Linked DNA regions of Homo sapiens: region 2 is linked to region 1. A link is a contact called in ENCODE Hi-C or POLR2A ChIA-PET data. All regions are on one chromosome and are shown on one strand. Each heading gives the region's core, a stretch centred on a gene start or an enhancer-like site at or near the end of the contact. The rest is flanking DNA. Distances are from core to core; before and after follow the strand shown.

What was found. Hi-C counts contacts between places; a loop is a spot of excess contacts on that map. ChIA-PET counts read pairs that join two places held with the same protein, here RNA polymerase II (POLR2A). Pooled maps may share reads with other maps.
Region 2: a loop to region 1 is called in a map of CD8-positive, alpha-beta T cell, with 13 times the contacts of the local background. The contact joins the promoter of SLC5A3 here to the enhancer-like site in region 1. A Hi-C loop is called at or near these places in 1 of 168 maps with a recorded cell type or tissue (CD8-positive, alpha-beta T cell) and 3 of 50 pooled maps. POLR2A ChIA-PET finds 5 or more read pairs at or near these places in 1 of 52 experiments (activated T-cell).

What each region holds. Positions count from the first base shown.
Region 1 is chr21:33,380,345-33,385,065 of GRCh38, reverse strand. No RefSeq gene overlaps it. Among named protein-coding and RNA genes, the nearest start is that of IFNGR2, 21 kb to the left of the region's middle. RefSeq lists enhancers at 1,589-1,883, 1,701-2,060, 4,503-4,662, 3,825-4,721. Within about 2 kb of position 1,850, at least 37 of the 41 ENCODE cell types and tissues checked have a DNase peak (open chromatin) inside an H3K27ac peak, as active enhancers do; they include CD8-positive, alpha-beta T cell, where a contact is called at or near this core.
Region 2 is chr21:34,071,123-34,075,843 of GRCh38, reverse strand. It overlaps SLC5A3 (solute carrier family 5 member 3), which reads right to left and starts at 2,266. Exons shown (of 2, transcript NM_006933.7): 1 at 2,099-2,266. It overlaps MRPS6 (mitochondrial ribosomal protein S6), which reads right to left and starts at 2,266. Exons shown (of 3, transcript NM_032476.4): 1 at 2,099-2,266. The coding sequence starts at 2,143. RefSeq lists silencers at 1,609-2,008, 2,299-2,818 and an enhancer at 1,405-2,355.

The sequences.
Region 1 (4,721 bases), core at 601-3,100:
CTTGCTGCTATGCGGTTTATGTGAGAAGACACTTTTACCAGTGGTTAAAGTCCTTCGAATTCTTCACTCTTGACAGAGAAGACAAAGGACCTGTGGTTATTATGTTATAACCACACAGTATCAAAGGTTACTTAGCTAAGTGTGAAAGTAACAGTAAGCGCCGCGAACATCAAGGAAACTCAGGAAACTCTTCCTCGAAGCCTTTTGATGACATTCAGCGCTGCATAAAAATCACAGATTCCTCTCAGCTCATATGCACAGGATGCCCAGAAATAAGACTCTGTGGAATGGATTTTCTTGGTACATTCTAAGGTTCATAGAAGAATAATTAGAAGTTCTCGATCAGTTATTTAAAGGGAAGAGAGCCTTTTACTGAGGTCCAGGGTGGTCTAGGTGCACCCTGTTTCTTTCTGGAAACAAATACATAGAAACAGCTCAACTGACTTCTCATTAATAACTGTTTATAGAGAATTGATGAGGCAGCCGGGCACGGTGGCTCACACTTGAAATCCCAGCACTTTGGGAGGCCAAAGTGGGAGGATCACTTGAGATCAGGGGTTTGAGATCAGGCTGGACAATATGGTGAAACCCTGTCTCTACTAAAAATACAAAAATTAGCCAGGTGTGGTGGCGCATGCTTGTAGTCACAACTACTTGAGAGGCTGAGGCAGGAGAATCACTTGAACCCAGGAGGCGGAGGTTGCAGTGAGCCAAGATTGCACCATTGCACTCCAGCCTGGGTGACAAGAGTGAAACTAGGTCTCAAAAACAAACAAACAAACCAACCAACAAACAAAAAACCCAAAAAACAAAACTAGGATGATAGGCTGGGCGTGATGGCTCAAGCCTGTAATCCCAGCACTTTGAGAAGCCGAGGAAGGAGGATTGCTTGAGGCCAGGAGTTTGAGACCAGTCTGGGCAATGTAGTAAGACCTCCCTCTCTAAAAAAAAAAAAAAAAAAAAAAAAAAAAAAAAAAAAAAAATTTAGCCATGCATGGTGGTGCACACCTGCAGTCCCAGCTACTCAGAAGGCTGAAGCATGTGAATCGCTTGAGCCCAGGAGGTGGAGGTTGCAGTGAGCCGAGATCATGCCACTGCACTCCAGCCGGGGTGACAGAGCAAGACTCTGTCTCGAAGAAAAAGAAAAAAAAATTGATGCTGAGTAAAAAAAGCCAGTCGCAAAGGACTACATATTGTATGGTTCCATTACTATGAATTGTTCAGTAAAGGCAAATCCATAGAGACAAAAGGTACATTGGTGGTTGTCAGAGGCTGGGGGCGGGGGTGAGGGAGTAGGGTGTGGCTGCTTGATGGGGACACAGTTTCCTTTTGGGGAAGTGAAAATATTTTGGAACGAGATACAGGTGGTGCTTGCACAACAGTGTGAATGTACCAAATGCCTCTGAATCGTACACTTTAAAATGGTTAATTTATGTTATGTGAATTTTACCTCAATCACTGAAAGAAAAAAAAACGCCAAAATGACATCCGGCCCTGCCCCCTTGCTCAATTCCGTGTCCTTCCCTTCATGGATTTGTTACTCGCTTGTCTTGCAGGCGAGGACAAGTCACGACTGCTGTTCAGTTTGCTGATCTCTGAAATGGCAACCCTGATGCTTGTAGACGGGTTAACCCCCTAGCAGGACACAGTGAGGGTTGGTTTCCTGTGTCCTCCTCGCAGTCTGGGTCACGTGGCGCTTCCTGTGGCTCACTGCCTCTGACTTTTCAATCAACTTTGTGGCTAAAGCACCATGCACTGTGCTTTGCATGGTCCGGACTGTCTGGTTTGTCAGCGACTCAGGGGCTTTTCCAGATGCGGGACTTTCAGTGCTGAAACTGGGAAAGCCCAGGGTAAACCAGGATGAGTCAGCGGCCCTGCCTCGTGCTCTGGATAAGTAAGGTGTGCAGAGGTCAAGGCTACAGCTCTCTCCCCAGAGGGGATCTTCCCTCACTTTCAGCACAGTCAGAGGAGGGGGCTCCCGTGTGCCAGGGGAGGAGGCTGGATCTGAAGGTGGGTGGAGCCGGGACAGTACTAGATTAGGGGCTGCCAGCAGTTTCTCCTTTTGTTTCGTTTGCTAGTTTTTGAGACAGCATCTTGCTCTGTTATCCAGGCTGGAGTGCAGTGGCACCATCACCGCTCACTGCAGCCTCAACCTTCCAGGCTTAAGTGATCCTCCCACCTCAGCCTCCTGACTAGCTGAGACTACAGGCACGCACCACCATGCCCAGCTAATCTTTTTGTATTTTTTTGGAAAGATAGGTTTGCCCAGGGTGGTCTCAAACTCCTGGGCTCAAGCGATCCGCCTGCCTCAGCCTCCCATAGTGCTGGGAATACAGGCATGAGCCATCACAGCTCGGCCTGATTTCTCCTTTTGGAGTGAAAACTGGAATTTTCTTTGAGGTCCTTTTTGAAGTCAAGGGCTAACGTCATGAGTGGCCTGTTAGGTGACATAGATGACCAACAACCAGTGATGACCAACAACCAGTGATGACCAACAACCTGAAAATGATGCTGATGGTGGTGGTGGGAGCTTGGCAGGATGGTTTTGGCTGGATAAGGGCCTGGGCTTAGTAGCATTTGTGGGTGAAATTAGGGCATGCCTCAACTTGGGTTATGTAAAGGGATCAGCAAATCTACCGAGATGCCACGGAGACTCTGAGAAGAGCGACTGGGCCTCTCTGCTCTTTCCTTCTTCCCTTCTTTTCTTTTCCTTTCTTTTCTTTTCCTTTCTTCTTTTTCTGTTCTTTACTTTTCTTTTTCCTTCCTTCCTTCCTTCCTTCCTCCCTCCCTTTCTTCTTTTCTTTCTTTCTTTTTTTTTTTTGAGACAGGGTCTCTGCCGCCCAGGCAGGAGTGTAGTAGCACAATCTCGGCTCACTGCAACCTCCACCTCCCAGGTTCAAGCAATTCTCCTGCCTCAGCCTCCCGAGTAGCTGGGATTACAGGTGCCCGCCACCATGCTCGGCTAATTTTTTTGTATTTTTAGTAGAGACAGAGTTTCACCATGTTGGGCAGGCTGGTCTTGAACTCCTGACCTCAGGTGATCCACTCACCTCAGCCTCCCAAAGTGCTGGGATTACAGACATGAGCCACCACACCTGGCCTCTGCTCTTTCTTTGAAGTTCAATGTCACTGGAGGACATCTGATGGATTGAGGGGTGAGGAGAGCTTGGCTGAGGCTGATATAGGAAAGAACAGTAGGGGCCCAGGATCCCCCCAAGGCTGGATGTCTGGAGGGGTAGGACCAAGGGGAGCCTGAACAGTGGACCTGGAGCAGAAGTCACTTGGGAAGACCGTCATCTGGGGCAACCTGTGAGGGACATAGCCCTGCCAATGCGTGATGAGGTGCCTTCCAGAAAGTGGCTGCTTGTGATTCGAAAGTGGGCCCCTAGACTGGGAGTGGTGGCTCACGCCTGTAATCCCAGCACCCAGCAGTTTGGGAGGTCGAGGGCAGTGGATCACTTGAGCCCAGGAGTTTGAGACCAGCCTGGGCAATGTGGAAACCCCCATCTTTACAAAAAAAAAAAAGAAAAAAAAATTAGCTGGATGTGGTGGCTCATGCCTGTAGTCCCAGCTACTCAGGAGGCTAAAGTGGGAGGATTGCTTGAGCCCAGGAGGGTGAGGCTGCAGTGAGCTGTGATTGTGCCACTGCACTCCAGCCTGGGCGACAGAGTGAGACCATGTTAAAAAAAAAGACAAAAGAAAAAGAAAGTGGGCCCCTAAAACACTGCTCATAATCGCCCCCAAAAGTGTCAACAAGCCAAATGTCCATCAACTTATAACTAGATACATAGCATACGATGTATCCAAATGGTGGAAATTATTTGGCAATAAAGAAAAGAAGCACTGATACACGCTTCGACATGGACCAACCTCAAAAATGTGATGCTGAGTGAAAAAAGCCAGTCATAAAGGTCATGTATTGTATGATCCTCTTTATGTAAAATTTCCAAAATGGGTGCATTCATAGAGACAGAAAGTACATTAATGGATGCCAGGGGCTGGCAGGAGGGGAGACGAGGAGTGACTTTTAACGGGTACGGGACATCCAGCTCACAGATGCTCTGCATAATTAGAGGTCACACATTCCTCCAGCATCCTCCGGGGTCTTGCCATTTAATCTCTGTGGCCCCATCATCCATGGGTTTTGTTTATGCTTTAAGACCAGCTCTGTGTGGAGGAGTCTCTGAAGCATGGGGGCAAGGCAGGAAGAAATCGGGCCAACCCAGCCAGAGGGAGGACCAACCCCGAAGTGTCCCCTTTGACCAAATGTGGATTTCCGGGAGCACAGACCTGGCTGCTGCCCCAGGCGTTGGCTTCCTGTCTTGCCAAGCCTCTGCCATCCTGTTGTGTGAGTCAGAGCGAGTCACAGCGGAGGGCGTGGGAGGCCTGAAGATAGCCCAGCCAGTGTTCTCAGCTCGGCTGCATGTTAGAGACACCACGCATGTTTAAAGACTAGTGTGGTGGAGAGTAAAACTTTCTACTCTCTGAAGGTTTGATAATTGAGTCTATGAAGTAAACTGACAGTGGACAGATGACAGTCTCTCCACTAAAACCATTTTAATTATGTGTATACGCATGGAAGTCCCACCAAATCTGAGGCTCAAAAAGTCCAGATGATTGAGGTTTATACAGTATTCTGTTTGGGTTTTTTGTTTTGTTTTGTTTCAGAATCTTGCTCTGTCACCCAGGGTGGAGTGTGGTGGTGTGATCTCGGCTCCTCA
Region 2 (4,721 bases), core at 1,017-3,516, 690 kb before region 1:
AACATTCATCCTATTTTAGAATCCTATTTTCCTAAACTGAAAGCAAGCAAACTGGTCTAAAACCTGGAAGTCTTTGTGTTTGTGCCACATTTACAAGCTACAGATAGGTTTTTGAACAAATAACTGAGAAGCTATTGTTTAATATTACTTTATTTAGGTCAAGGATCTCCTCAACATAACTTCGCCATTGTACATAAGTCACCACTGTTACAACCTTCTATCTACTGCCATGGGGCCTCTTTCTCCAAGAGGCAGTTCACCTTTATTATCTACTTTCTAGGGCTTTTTTTCTTTTTTTTGCCCCCCTTCCCTCATGCGAAGATTTCAAGGAAGGTTATTTATTATTTTAACCAAATTACGCTCTGTTGATCTGAACTAGAGTGAAAAATGGGTGCTCCACATCCAAAGGCTATGTTATTACAGGACATAAAAAAAAATGGTAAAAGAAATACACTTAATACTTGCAGCCATGTTAACCAAGATACTTGGCAACTATGGCAAAAACAAAGGGGAGGGCAAGTCTTCATTTCAAAGGTTTCAAAGGGTTACAGAATGAGCAAATATTATTGCCTACAGGTTGCCTCTTTCAGTGTCACCTGCTACCTCCCCAAGACAAGGAAAGTAAACAAAAGGAATTTCAGTAACGAATTTCCCAGGTTCCACATTCCCTAAAACACGTAAGTTGAAGGGAGGGCTTAAACAACTTCCACCTAATTAAAAATCTTCCCTTTTAATAATGCTTTGTTTTCACTGCTCCTATCCTTTCGGAGTTACATATGCTGGTAAGCAAGGAGGAGGGCCAAAAGGGATATTCAAGAGGCTGAACAGATACTATCTTAACTTCTTCCAAATCCATGAAGAACAAGCTGGGGGACACAATGGCATGCCTGGCCAGGCTGTCTGGACCTCATAGAGAGGCACTGGCGTCCCTTCCCAGTTAACAATATGCAAAGCACACTTCCTAACAATCTCCCGACGCTCCGTGATTGTTAGTTTATCAATTGAGCTTAAGTTCAACCAAACTTGGTAATACTCCTCGCAATTGACCTGGAGCCTAATTTCAAACGTAAAAATGCGTCCACTCCTCTAGCGCTGTAGGAAGCTGTGCTTACAAAGTTCGGACGTGGTACAATGATTTTTGTTTTATTACACCTGGTGGAGAAAAAAAAACATAACACCAAACTACGTTACCGAATTCCGAATTCACGGGAGAATGGGGATTTCGGCGACGACTTGAGGAGTACATGACCCAGGACAGAGGACGAAGTGAGCTGCCTCCGGGCCGCGGGCCCCTGTCCTTGGCCACGCCGTCACCTGAAAGGGGCCGCTGGTTCGCTTAGCATCCCTCCAAACCTGAAATCCCCTACCTCAAGATCAATCAAAAGCAGGGGGAAGAAAGTGTCTTCTGGAGGCGCAAGAAAGGCCACAACTTGGATGAATGAAACTGGGCTAAGGGCACCCGGAGCGGGATTTTCGCTGAAGTCAGAAAAAGAAAAGTCAAAAGATTTTTTTTTAACATGAGAGCGATTGCAAGAGACTGGAATACAGACAACGGCACAAACAAGCTTTGGAGGAACGCTTTATTGGGCGCGGACGTTCCGGGCGGCCGGCGGGCGCTAGAGCGGAGGCGGTCGGCGGCAGCCGGCGGGCGGCGGAGCGGGACGGACCAGGCGGCGGCGGCGGGGCCGGCGACGAGGCAGCTTCACGACTGGCGGGGACGGGCCGGAGTCGGGCTGGGCGCCCGCGCGTGTCCTCCCGCGGACCTTCCACTGGACTCCCGCGGGCCGGCGCCGGGATCGGGGTCGGGGCCCGCTCGGTCCGCCCCGCCCCCCGCCCGGCGGGCCGCTTGCGAGGCACACCCTCCCGGACCGCGCACACGCGCAGGCACACCCCCGCCTCCCGCGCGCACGCGGCCGGGCCCGGCCGGCCCACGCGCGCCCCCTTCCCGCGGACGCCCGCCGCCCGCCCGCCGCCCCGGCCTCCTCCGAGGAGTGCAGGAAGGCCCGGGGTCCCGCGGCCAGGGCGCGCGGGGGACGGCGGCCTAGCGGCAGCGGGGGCGCCCGCGCGGGAAGACCGGCTCTGAGGGAAGGTCACTTACCCGCTGCATGGCTTTCAGGATTAAAGCCAGCTCGTAGCGGGGCATGCCTGGAGGATCGGCGAGTGCGGCTCGGAAGCCAGCCGGTTCCCGGGACGCGAAGGGGCGGGACGGCGGGGACAGTGGGGACCTAGAAACTGCTGCGCCGGACGGCTCCCAGGCGGCGAAAGCACGGTCCGAGAGCGCGAGCCCGGGCTTAAAGGCGCTGGCAGCTGCGCAGACGCCGCGCCACGCCCCCTCGGCGCGCCCCGCCCCGCCCGCGCGCCTTGCCGCCGCCCCGCCCCCTCTCCGCCCGCGGGCGGCCGCCACGCCCCCTCCGCAGCCCCGCACCCGCCGCACCGCCCCCGCCCCGACCCCAGCCCAGCCCGCCGGCCGCGGCTAGGGGCGGTGCTGCAGACGCGGCCCAGAGCGGCTCGCGGCGGCCGCACGCCCCCTCGCGACCCTGCCTGCCCCTACCCCGCCTCCTGCCATGCCTGCTACCTAGCTCTCGAACCGGCTGGAACTTTCCATGCCTTCCTTCTCCTCCCGGGCGGCGGGCGAGTGAGTGCCCGCCAGTGCGCGTGCGCTGCGGTGCGGTCTCGTCCGTGCGCGTGCCCCTCGCCCGCGACTCCCCGGAGCTAGGGACCTTCGCGGCGCAAGGCGGGGTCGCGGCCGGCCCGGGGGCTGTGCGGCCAACGGCTGCTCGCAGGGGTTCTGGAACATTCCCGCCCGGGGTCGGTAGGGGGGTGCAGCTCTCGCCCCCAGCCACAACTCTCAGGTCTGACGCGGCTGACCAGGCCCCCTACCCGGCGAGGAGCGCGCTGGCACAGGCCGTGGGCCGCGGCGCGCGGGCTCGGGTCTGACTCAGTCCCTTGGCACTGCGTGACCTTGGGCCTGCTGCCTGTGCCGAAAGTGGGGACCCGAGTGAGTTACTGCACGTTAACCTCCGAGGACGGTGCCTGGTACACACAGGCGCGATACGGGCATTTGTGGTGTGCCCCTGACCTGCCCCCACGTGTTTCAGCGGAGGGCAGGCGAACACCTTAACTCTATCTCATTTCTTTAAATGTTTCCTCCGCTTTCACTTAAAGGCTAGGCTGAGTGCCTGGGAGACCCTTTAGCAACTGTCTAAGGTGGGCAGGGGCATACGTTCTGCCCTTGCCATCCCTTTACACCCACATGGTTCTCCGCCCTCCAGCCAGGGGCTCTGCAAGTGCAGTTTTCTCCAGCGCCCTTCCTTAGAGGTTGAGTACCCTGCAGCTGAGGCCTCTGCCCCTTGTTTGCCCCATTAAAAGCTCTGTACGTGGAGTGTTTGTCAACTTAAAGTGCTTTAACGTTAATAGGTAAAGTTTAGTGAACACTTACTCTGCATCAGGCCCCATGCCAAGGCTGGTGGATGTGTCTCCTAAAATTCTCACAACAGCCCTGAGGTGACAAAGATTCTTTGCTTGGCCAAACTTTAGTCAGGCTTCTGAATCTCATGCTAGGCCCATCTGTGCACTTCCTTGTAAAATCCAGTTCTAGCACAGAACCCCCATCCCCTCATAGCAGATCAGGTTCCTCATCTTCCTCTATCCCCCAGTCATGTCTTTTCACCCTGGCCTGAGTTCTACAAGAATCCTTTAGATCGGTTGAGCCAGAATCCCTCTTCCCCCGATGGTTACTCTTAGTGATTTTACATGGCCATAAATTTCTACTTGCCGACGCTGCATTCAGAATTGGAGCCCACTCTCTCTCCCCGGGTTTCCCTGATCCCTGTACCCATCGCGTTGGTCCTGAATAAAGTCTTTCTTACCATGCTTTAGTAAGCATCACTGAGTAATTTTTTTAAACAGAGGCAAGCACTGTTAACCCCATATTAGGGATTAGGAAATGTAGGCACAAAAAGTTTTGTAACTAGTCCAAGGTCATACAGTAATAGAAACAAAGTACTTTTAGCCGCCCCTCTACCCTTCTGACCTCCGGTTCTCCTACCACACAGATGAAGATGCTGATTGTTATTCAGTGGATTAACCGTGTAGTCCACGTAAGCCAAGATTAGAGTACCTTTGTCACCTTACCCAGAGGTTACCATTTCACATCCCATGCGTCTATTTGTGACATATGGGAGGTAGGAGATGGAGATGAACCCAAGTTTTTCTGAGATAGCTGGATTTTAACATTTTCTATTTTTAGACTTGTCTACAACCCATACCTGTGTGAAGCCACACAGGTAATCCAAATTGCCTGGCTAAGTGTCAATTAACTTCATGTTTGGTTTAAATAAGTAGCGTACTATAAATAACAGAAGGAAACAAGGAATTTCTGGACCTTCAGAAGTGAGTTACAGGCTGGGTGCAGTGGCCCACGCCCGTAATCCCAATACTTTGGGAGGCTGAGGCGGGTGGATCACCTAAGGTCAGGAGTTTGAGACCAGCCTGGGCAACATCGTGAAATCCTGTCTCTAATAAAAATACAAAAATCAGCTGGGTGCGGTGGCACTTGCCTGTAGTCCCGGCTACTCGGGAGGCTGAGGCAGAAGAATCGCTTGAACCCAGGAGGCGGAGGTTGCAGTGAGCCGAAATCGCGCCACTGCACTCCAGCCTGGACGACAGAGCGAGACTCCATTAAAAAAAAAAAAGTCAGTTACAGATTTTCTAGAATGGTC